Regions from separate parts of the Mus musculus genome. Here regions 1, 2 and 3 are each linked to region 4. A link is a loop called in an ENCODE intact Hi-C map of the cell type or tissue named here. Cell type or tissue: gastrocnemius. All regions are shown on one strand. Region 1 overlaps Gm36634 (a long non-coding RNA gene). Region 2 has its middle 2.9 kb from the start of Psma6. Region 3 has its middle 13 kb from the start of Gm36634. Region 4 overlaps Prorp (protein only RNase P catalytic subunit).

Region 1 (2,500 bases), 180 kb before region 4:
TCAGGGAGATGATGGAAATAATGGCAGGCAATCTCTGTGAGTGTGAGGCCTGCCTAGTCTGCATTGTGAGTTCCAGAGTTATACAGTGAGACTCACAAAATAAATAAAATAGCAACAAACAACAAAACCAACTACTGGATGTTCTGGAGGGAAACCACAGGAAGGGCAAACTCAGGATGGACTCGAACCCTGGACCTGAGATCTCTTAGCTACGCCTGTGAGTGAGTCCTCAACTTTCTGAGCCTCAGTTTCCTTTAAAACAGAGAGAATGAGGTGGTCATGTGGTTCATACTTTAATCCAAGCACTTAGAGAACCGAAACAGGGGGATTGTTGTGAGTCCGGGGGCCAGCTTAGGGTACGTAGTAGGTTCCAGACCAACCTAGTCTACAGAAATAGACCCTGACTCAACAAAATTGAAAACAAACCAACAACAATTTTTTTAATATTTTAGAGTCTGGGTGTCTTGTAACATTAGTTGACTTTGAACTTGGCTTGTAACTGATGGTTTCTCAATTCTTTTTTTTAAGATTTATTTGTTTGTTTATTTGTTTGTTTGTTTGTTTGTTTATTATATGTGTGTACATTGTAGCTGTCTTCAGACACTCCAGAAGAGGGCACCAGATTTTTGTTATGGATGGTTGTGAGCCACCATGTGGTTGCTGGGATTTGAACTCAGGACCTCTGGAAGAGCAGTCGGCACTCTCAACCACTGAGCCTTCTCACCAGCCCAACAACAAATTTCAAAACACACACACACACACACACAGATAAGCACAGTAGCCTGTTCCTGTCACCCAAGTGTTGACGCTGACCAGCGATGTAATGCCGGCACTCAGGAGGCTGTGGCAAGAGGATCCTAGGTTCGAGGGCAGCCTAGGCTACATATCGACAACCCTGTCCTGCAGAGGAATGGACATAGATACCAAGGATGTTTGATTATTCAGTGGGCTGAGCTGACTGGCTACAGGCTTCAGGGGGAGTTCTGCCAGGCAGAATGAGGGCTTTCTTGGGTTTGTGATAAATGCTGAACTCTCCTCTCACCTAGATACAACCACAGTACAAATCCTCCACCTGGCTTTTGCCTAAACCGTTCTTTAAAGACAATTCCTCAAAGGAAAGTTATTCCAAAAGTGGCCAGAAGATGTCGCTGCAGACAGCACGGTGCGCACTGTGCGCCTCTTGGCGGCTGAATTTCATCTTGCCAGCCAAGGAAAAGTCCCAACCTCTGCTTCTCTGTAAGCCGTGCCTCTGCTTCCTGCGCACACCCCCATGCTGTGCCCCCATGTTTCTGTTCCTCTCGAGATGTCCTGGAAACCTGGGGGTGGGCCCGAGTCCTTCAAGATCATGGAGCTGGGATTCTTCAGGTCTTTCCTGCATCAAATTCACGAAGATTTTTCATCAAGACTCATGCCCACACTGACACCCCACCCAGCTTCCTCGTGACCCTTTGAAGTCACTTCAGTTATTGTATTCTGTTTCTCCCAGTCCGACAATTTGGCTCCGTTTTCAAAAATTATCTTTAGATAACTTAGTGATATACCTCAATTCAGCTCACTTTCTAAAAATATCAATGTTCTTAACAAAAGTATTCCCTGAACTTTAGCATGGGAACAGCCCTGGCCTATAGGAAATAATGAACATCTCTGAGCCAAGTTGAGTGACTTATCTTGAGGGAATATGACAGTCATGGGACTGGACTCCCAACAGCTGAGGCCTAGCAACAAAGAAAAAAAAAAAAAACATTCCAGGCTAATGTATGCCTTCCTTGCTCAAATCTTCCAGCCATGACTTCCTAGTCTCCTAGTCTGTTTCCGACTTGCTTTCCGTGTGTAAAAACTAGCTGAGCATTGCTTTCAGGCTCTGACTTTACAGGTCCCCGACCCCCAGTAGCCTCAGAGTCCTCACCCAAGTGATGGGAACTCAGACAACGGTCTCAGACAACAGAGGGGCCTGGAGCTCCTCACTGGAAGGTGCTGAGGCCAAACCTCTCTTCCTCTGTAACCTAAAGCAATCTCCCAGTGACCTGCACTCTGAATCTCTGTATCCAAAACATTTCTCAAATTTAGACCATGAGGGAGAGGGGCTGACACCGTCCAGGTAGTTTGGGGAAGTAGGCTGGGTTTATTATGTTCCTGGTGCTGAGAAGGATCAACGGCCCCTTTCCTAATGATGCTGCCCATAGGCAGGGACCTTGGTCTACATAAGACTTGGCAGCAGCCAGATTTTATGTACAGTCTGCCTTACTTCTAAGCTGCTGCCGCAGCCTCTTCCCTGTCCCTCCCCTCCCCCTCCCCCTCCCCTCTTCCTCCTCCTCCCCTGATTAAACTCAGAATAAATTTGCACCTGAGAGCAGGAGAGGCACCTGCGCGTGCTGAAGCCATGTGCTGTCAAACCTCCAACTGCATTCCTGACCCAAGTTCTCCTCCCAGAACACAACAGAGATGAACAATCCTACGCACCTGAACCTGTTGCCTGGTTACTGTCAACAAGCAGAGAGGA
Region 2 (2,500 bases), 80 kb before region 4:
GAGTAATGGTACTAAGAAAGAGACAACCCAGTGGGTGTTGTAAGACCTCTCATTCCTCATCCTCAAGCAATAGCAACAATAGACACAGCACCTTCTTCATCTTGATTGTGGACTTCACTTCGTCAATATGGCCCGGTATTTTCACTGTGTGCCAGCAAGGAAGGGAACTTGCCAGCCTTAATTAGGCCTGGACCCAGGGTATCGGGACCTACTTGATCAGAGACTTGGAGGCCAAAAAGGCATCACATATCTTGGGCAACTTGTCCTGTTTCTTGCTCATGCTAAGCTTCTGCAGTACCTCACTGTCCTCGTGAGAGATGACCACAGCCTTGGCCCCATCCTGATGCCCACAGAGAACCTGGGGCAGGGGGTGGACTTAGGCTGATGATGCCTGAGAAGCATTGGTTCTGACATGCTTCAGGCTCATCTGCAGCTCTGCTGTTCCAGAAACCTGTGGCGCTCCTGCTGGCTCCTGTGCAGACCTTCCCACACTGTCTGGTTCTCCACAGTCTTTGATGTTCCGGGCTGCTCACACCCAGAAAGCCAGAACAAAACCTTTACTTCTTGCCATCCCTCCATTCTTACTCTAAGTGCCAAGAAGACAGAATTCCACAACATTGCTCACAGATACAGCTTAACGGGGACAATACCTAGCATATATAAAACAATAAATATAGCTGGGCGTGGTGGCGCATGCCTTTAATCCCAGCACTCGGGAGGCAGAGGCAGGTGGATTTCTGAGTTCGAGGCCAGCCTGGTCTTCAAAGTGAGTTCCAGGACAGCCAGGACTACACAGAGAAACCCTGTCTCGAAAAACCTAAATAAATAAATAAATAAATAAATAAATAAATAAATACTTGCTGAATGAGCATGTTAATCCTTTGGAGCACATAAATTAAGACTAAATCCGCCTTTTGTGACTGGCGGTGAACGAGCACGCAGTGCCATGAAGGCTTCGGGCACACTTCGGGAGTACAAGGTGGTGGGGCGCTGCTTGCCAACCCCAAAATGCCATACACCACCACTGTACCGTATGCGAATCTTTGCGCCCAACCATGTGGTGGCCAAGTCCCGCTTCTTGTACTTTGTGTCACAGCTGAAGAAGATGAAGAAGTCATCAGGGGAGATTGTGTACTGCGGACAGGTGTTTGAGAAGTCACCCCTGCGCGTGAAGAACTTTGGCATCTGGCTGCGCTATGACTCCCGCAGTGGCACACACAACATGTACCGGGAGTACCGGGACCTGACCACTGCTGGTGCAGTCACACAGTGCTACCGAGACATGGGTGCCCGACACCGTGCCCGTGCCCACTCCATCCAGATCATGAAGGTGGAAGAGATTGCAGCTGGCAAGTAGCGCCCGCCAGCTGTCAAGCAGTTCCACTACTCCAAGATCAAATTCCCACTGCCTCACCGCGTGTTGCTGCGCCAGCACAAGCCACGCTTCACCACCAAGAGGCCCAACACCTTCTTCTAGACACAGAGACCCACTGAATAAAAACTTGAGACTGTCAAAAAAAAAAAAAAAAAAAGAAAGAAAGAAAGAAAGAAAGAAAGAAAGAAAAGAATAAATCCCTTGGATCTAGTGCTCAGTGGCTAAGAGCACTTGCTCAGGCTGGAGAGATGGCTCCGCGGTTAAGAGCACTGACTGCTCTTCCGAAGGTCCTGAGTTCACATCCCAGAAACCACATGGTGGCTCACAACCATCTGTAATGTGATCTGATGCCCTCTTCTGGTGTGTCTGAAGACAGCTACAGTGTGTTCACATATAATAAATAAATAAATATTTAAAAAAAAAAAAAGAGCACTTGCTCTTCCAGAGGACCTGGTAGTTCCATACACAGCACACATGTCAGGCAACTCGCAACCACCTGTAACTACAGCTCCAGGGTATAGGGTCTCCGAGGGCACCCCCACGCACATGGTATATTCATGTAAATATACACATTTTTAAAAAAAGAGTATTCTATTTAAAGTTGAATTTAAACTCCACTTACAATAGTTCCCAGATATCTGATCTAATACAAGCTGGATTCTCTAAAGATTAAATAAGAGAAATACTAAGCAAAGCCCCAGCATCTAACGAGCCCTTAGCAGAGGAGGACTGTGCGTCATGGTGCTTCCCATGTTGGTATTTCATGCTGCTGATTATCCCCATGACATGACTCCCCTGGCTTTTATTCTTTCTCTACTGTTCAGATTCAGTCCTCTTGGTCTACCTGGAACAATAGTTTCTTGTTGATCAGTCAGTTCCCAGTATCAATTTTTTTTAGAGCAACATCTCAGTTACTTCTCTGCCTGGTTCCCTTTGGGCCCTCACCATCTGCTGAAGAAAGACTAACATGTAGGTGGGGATCAGGGCTGTTAACAAGCTGGTCTCTTCTGCTTCAGCCTCCATTGCCCGGTTACTCTTCAAGCTCCCCTTTACTGTGAGGACCACCTGTGCCCATGTCTGTTTATTGAAGCCCTACTCTACCAGTTTGCCTCTGTACTTTTCATG
Region 3 (2,500 bases), 190 kb before region 4:
GTATTAGAACTCAGACACTGGCATAGGGATGGGGTAGGGTAGGGGTGGGGTATAGGTGGAATAGGGGTGGAGTAGAGGTGAGGGTAGGGATGGGTAGAAGTGATGGTAAGAATAGGAGTAGGGCTGGGGTAGGGGCGGGGTCTCCGGTAGGGGCGGGGTAGGGTGTTTTCTGCCTAGTACATGCTGGAATCCTTGCATTAAAGTGCTCATTTTAGCTGTGTTATAAACTTCGTTAAACATTTCTCGTGGCCTTTACTTGTCTTATTCAGCCCGTTGAAATGGTTTCATTATATTCTCACTGGGTTCATTGTTGTTCAGGGTAGCTTAAGAACACACCACACAGGCCAAACACAGTGGTATGCACCTGTAATCACCTGTAATCCTTCTAAGAAGCTTGGGGAGATGGGACATTCTAGAGCTACATAGTGAGTTCCAGACCACATAGTAAGATCCTGGTTTTGTTGTTGTTTTAATTTTTGTTTTTGTTTTTTTGTTTTGTTTTGTTTTTCTTTTAAGAAAATTGGTCTGGAGAGATGACTCAGTGGTTAAGAGCACTGGTTGGTCTTGCAGAGGATAGGGGATTGAGTCCCAGAACCCACACGGTAGCTCACAACTGTCTTAACTCCAGTCCCAAGGATTCAGACACTCTCTTCTGACCTCCACGGGCACCACACACACACACACACACACACACACACACACACACACAGTACACAGACATAAGCTCAGGTACACACACACTCACATACTCACTCACACACACACACACGTAGAATAAATGTTTTTGAAAAGTAAAATAAGAAAATTACAATAACAAAACCTACAGGGTTAATTCGAGCCACATCCAGTATACAGACATATTACCTCTAAATGTCTGTGTAGTTGGTAAAATCTGGTAACGTACTTCAGTCACCACACCCACACCCACGCTACGTTCCACATTCCAGGAGCATAAGCTTCACACATTCAACAGGACAGAGAAAGTTATATTCTATTTAGCCAAACTCTCTTCAGCATGAGGAAAGACTAAAGGCAGAATCTAAGAGACTTTACACTGTAAGCGCTCTCCCCAAGAGCCTGCACAGCAAAGGCAGTCCTTCGTGGCTAGCAGGGGCTTCTTCTATTTTTCTCTCCTCTCAGCACTCAACTGGAAATAAACCTCTGAAGAGATGTAACACACACACAGGTACACATGTGCACACACACATACACTTAACAATAAAAGGCTTAAAGCTGGCCATGGTGACATAATCCCAGCACTGGAGAGGCAAAGGCAGGTGGATCTCTGAGTTTCAGGACAGCCAGGACTACAAAAAGAAACCCTGCCTGTCTCAGAAAAACAAAAGGGAAGGAAGGGAGGGAGGGAGGAAGAAAGGAAGGCCCCAAGAAACTCCTATCTGTGTTAGAAAAAAAAAAAAAATGGCATTCAAGAAAGATCGTCTCAGCAGTCCCAAGAAGTGCCAGTAGGTGGCGGTAGCGCGATACCAACGCGTTCCTGGATTGATCACTTTATTGAAAGCATCCATCTTTTTTTTTTTTTTGCTATTGAAGTTACAATGTTTATTTTTAGTGTGGCTTGATGGGCTCCATCTGTATGTAATTTAACAATATTGAAATCAAATTCTGATACCTACTCACATGGATGTAAGCCCTATTAGATTTCAATTAGCATTCACTCTGATCTGATTACCAGGCCTTAGCCAATCCAATGGCTAATAGGGAGACATTTAGATAATTGCAACTGTCTGCAGTTATTACTCGTGCTATCATTTTCACAGAGTGATTTGTGTAAAGACTGGGCCATAAAATTCATTGTGTTGGTAGAGACAAGAGGTTAGGGCTGACCGGCACCAAAGTGCCATTAAGGAGTTTGTCATTGTGGGCTGACATTTAGGGGTGCTTCTCCTTAGGAGTGTAGGGTGTTGACCCATTTAGCCCTGCTCCAGATACTTCAGAGTCTCCACCCTCGGGATTGTTTCACTTGGCAAAAGACAAGAGACATCATCCAGTCTCCTTTTCTTCTCAGTTAATTTAAATTGAACACGACCACACCCAAACTCAGCTTTCACAAAGACCTCCTCTGGAGTGGAAATAGGGTCTTGTGGCTCACTAGATACTAATTTCAATCCTTAGCAGTCGTTAGGCACAGCTGCACACAAGAGGGGGATGCTGATGTGCTGATGGTCGCTTAGATACAAAAGAGGCAGGGCGGGGGGGGGGGGGAATCATCTTGACAATCTTTCCTAGTCTAAGGTTCTAGGCAACAAGAAAAAAAATATTCCTTTCCCAAAAGAGTTTCAGACCGGAGGAAGTAACCTGCAGGTGACATCTTCTTAAGGGTGGGGCAGAGATGAGACACCCACATACAGAGATGGGGTAGAGAAAGTCCCCAGGAGCCAATTCAAATCTAGAGTGAAAAAAATGTCATCAGTGAGTAGTGACACACATCTTAATCCAAGCATTCGGGAGGCAGAGGCAGGTGACTCTCTGGGAGTTCGAG
Region 4 (2,500 bases):
ATTGTGTTATTTACTGGTAGGAAAAAAAAAAAAAAACCAAACCATTGTGATGTGGCTCAGCCTTAGCACACACCTTTAATCCAAGGTTTCCGCCTGAATATTGTAAACAGGGTTAAGTAAAGTGAGCCACAGGTCAAGAGGCAACCAGCTGACAGGAAGTGAACATAAGAAAAAGTCATAGAGACTAAGAGGGAGTCAGAAGGACAGACAGACACAGGAAGTAGAAGGGAGGGACATTCGGTTAGAAGGGTTTTTGAGAGACATAAGAGAAGGGAATTCCTTATGGGTCACTGGCTGAGGAGGAAGGTCAGCTGAGTGCTTTCTCTACCTCTCTGAGCTCGCTGGCTTCACCCCAGCATCTGGCTCCCAGGTCTTCATTGATAAAATCAAACAATTGAGATTTTGTTAAAAAAAAAAAAAAAAAAAGAGATGAGTTCAGCTCCTGGTATCCATGAGATGGATCTCAACCTCCTGTAACTCCAGTTTCAGGTGATCTGATGCCCTCCTCTGTCGTCTGCAGACACCAGGCATGCAAGCAGTGCACAGACATACACTCACATATATATTAAAAATGAATAAATAAAGGTGATATTGGAAAGCGCAGAAACCCACATCTCTCGAACAGCCAAATTCAAAGCTAAAAAGGCATAGCCTGCGCTGGGAATGGTGGAGAATACCTGTACTTCCAGCATCAGAAGGCAAGACAATGGTGAGTTCAAGGCCAGCTTGGACTACACTGTGAATGTGAAGCTAACATGAGCGTTGACAACCTATCTTTAACAACAAACGAGAAAATTTAAAACCTCACCACCCCACCTCTGTATTTTATACTTCTCAAGACGTTCAGCTCCCAAGGAAGTGCCAGTATCCACGAGGAATGCCCGAGGAGAAACAATCTGGACCACTGTACTTACGCCAACATCGAATTCTGGCTAATTAGGAGCACCACACTTGGACAGGTCACATCTCATTGAACTGACAAGGAGGAGGCCAAGATGAGAACACTGGAGAGATTTCTGCTCATCTCACGTCTAATAGCAGCTGTGGACATTACCAACAAAACTGGAATCAAGTACATTAAGTCCAGCTGGCGACTTCTAAATATAAATTGTTTTGCTATTTTAAAAAGTGGTCTATTGCCGGCAGTGGTGGCTCACGCCTTTAATCCCAGCACTCGGGAGGCAGAGGCAGGCAGATTTCTGAGTTTGAGGTCAGCCTGGTCTACAAAGTGAGTTCCAGGACAGCCAGGGCTATACAGAGAAACCCTGTCTCGAAAAACAAAAACAAAAACAAAAAAAGAATATCAATACTCCTTAACTGAAAACAAAATGGCAGTCACCTGTCAGTTTGAGAAACTTGCAAATCTTTTCAACAGGATTGACTTACCCTGGAATTTATACGGTACTCTATTGCCACCTGGTGGCCATATTGTCTAAGAACTACAAACGAATGTTTAAAACAGGAAGTGGCTCACACTTAAAATTCTGCCTGTTGGAGAGGTGAGGCTGGCAGCCTGCCATGAGTTCAAAGCCAGACTGGGCTAATAGTTAATATTAGGCAACCCGAGCTAAGGATCAAATTTGTGCTCAATGAAGTGGTGCACACCTTTAATCGCAGCACTTGGGGGTTAGGGAGGGAATGATGAATCTCTGTGAGTTCGAAGCCAGCCTGCTCTACACAGTGAGTTCCAGGACAGCCAAGGCTATGCCGAGACCTTGTCTTAAAATAAGCAAGCAAACAAACAACAACAACAACAAAACCAACCCAACTGGGGGTTGGGGTGGGTTGGTAAATGCCTTTAGTCTCAGAACTAGGGAGGCAGAGACAAGTAGATCTCTGAGTTCAAAGCCAGTTTTAGTCTATACAGTGAGTTCCAGGATAGCCAGGGCTGCATAGTAAAACCTTGCTTGGATGGATAAAGAAATAAATATAACAACAATAAACAAACAAAACAGAATATTGCTGTGTCTCACAATGAGTTAACTAAAAACAGAAAAACTGAAAAGTTGCCTTCTTTGCTCGTCTTTGGAGATGTTTCCTTTCCCCCATAGAAAGCTGCTATGCAGTAAGGTTTATCAAAATCTTGCACTACGATCGATGGTTCCCTTCCCGAGCTGCACTTGAAAGTCAGCTGGGAGCTCTGGAAAACCAAGAACCTGGAGCCTCCAAGCCAGGGGGTTAAATTAGGATCGTTAGGGCAGGGAGGAGATGGAGGGGAGAATACAGAGTGTTTAGGAGTGGACGGTGTCTGAAGCTGGAACCCGGGGCCTGAGGGAATCCTGCCTGGAGTCTTCAGATGCAGCCTGGCAATACCTTGATTTCACGCTTCTAGTGTCCAATCTGTGCGACAATAATCTCTGTCATCTTAAGTCATCAGTCCAAAGTCAATGGGCAGTCATGGGAAATTTACATAACGGGAACTTTTATTTTATATATTATCTCTGTGTGTGTGTGTGTGTGTGTGTGTGTGTGTGTGTGTGTACATACATGAGTGCAGGCA

The links. A loop is a pair of places that touch in the nucleus more often than their neighbours do. Peaks named below come from ENCODE experiments on the same cell type or tissue, not always from the same donor. Only the 100,000 strongest peaks of a DNase experiment are listed, where the experiment ranks them.
Region 1: it touches region 4 in a loop (9-fold over the local background); 41 of 42 quality-filtered maps call a loop at or near these places.
Region 2: it touches region 4 in a loop (2.6-fold over the local background); 8 of 42 quality-filtered maps call a loop at or near these places.
Region 3: it touches region 4 in a loop (8-fold over the local background); 41 of 42 quality-filtered maps call a loop at or near these places.

What each region holds. Positions count from the first base shown.
Region 1 is chr12:55,497,911-55,500,410 of GRCm38, reverse strand. Gm36634 (a long non-coding RNA gene) reads right to left here. Exons shown (of 3, transcript XR_381610.3): 2 at 2,461-2,500; 3 at 700-1,372. Among named protein-coding and RNA genes, the nearest start is that of Gm36634, 5.9 kb to the right of the region's middle. In gastrocnemius, a CTCF peak has its summit at 1,141 (motif pointing right); a DNase peak (open chromatin) is centred at 1,172; H3K4me3 peaks cover 259 bases.
Region 2 is chr12:55,394,676-55,397,175 of GRCm38, reverse strand. It overlaps a transcript of Psma6 not described here and the pseudogene Rpl18a-ps1. Among named protein-coding and RNA genes, the nearest start is that of Psma6, 2.9 kb to the left of the region's middle. In gastrocnemius, no CTCF peak of the experiment used is centred here; DNase peaks (open chromatin) are centred at 425, 1,014 and 1,370.
Region 3 is chr12:55,505,100-55,507,599 of GRCm38, reverse strand. No RefSeq gene overlaps it. Among named protein-coding and RNA genes, the nearest start is that of Gm36634, 13 kb to the right of the region's middle. In gastrocnemius, a CTCF peak has its summit at 1,474 (motif pointing right); a DNase peak (open chromatin) is centred at 1,461.
Region 4 is chr12:55,314,375-55,316,874 of GRCm38, reverse strand. The region is part of intron 3 of Prorp (protein only RNase P catalytic subunit); the gene reads right to left. Among named protein-coding and RNA genes, the nearest start is that of Ppp2r3c, 13 kb to the right of the region's middle. In gastrocnemius, a CTCF peak has its summit at 1,431 (motif pointing left); a DNase peak (open chromatin) is centred at 1,462; H3K27ac peaks cover 440 bases.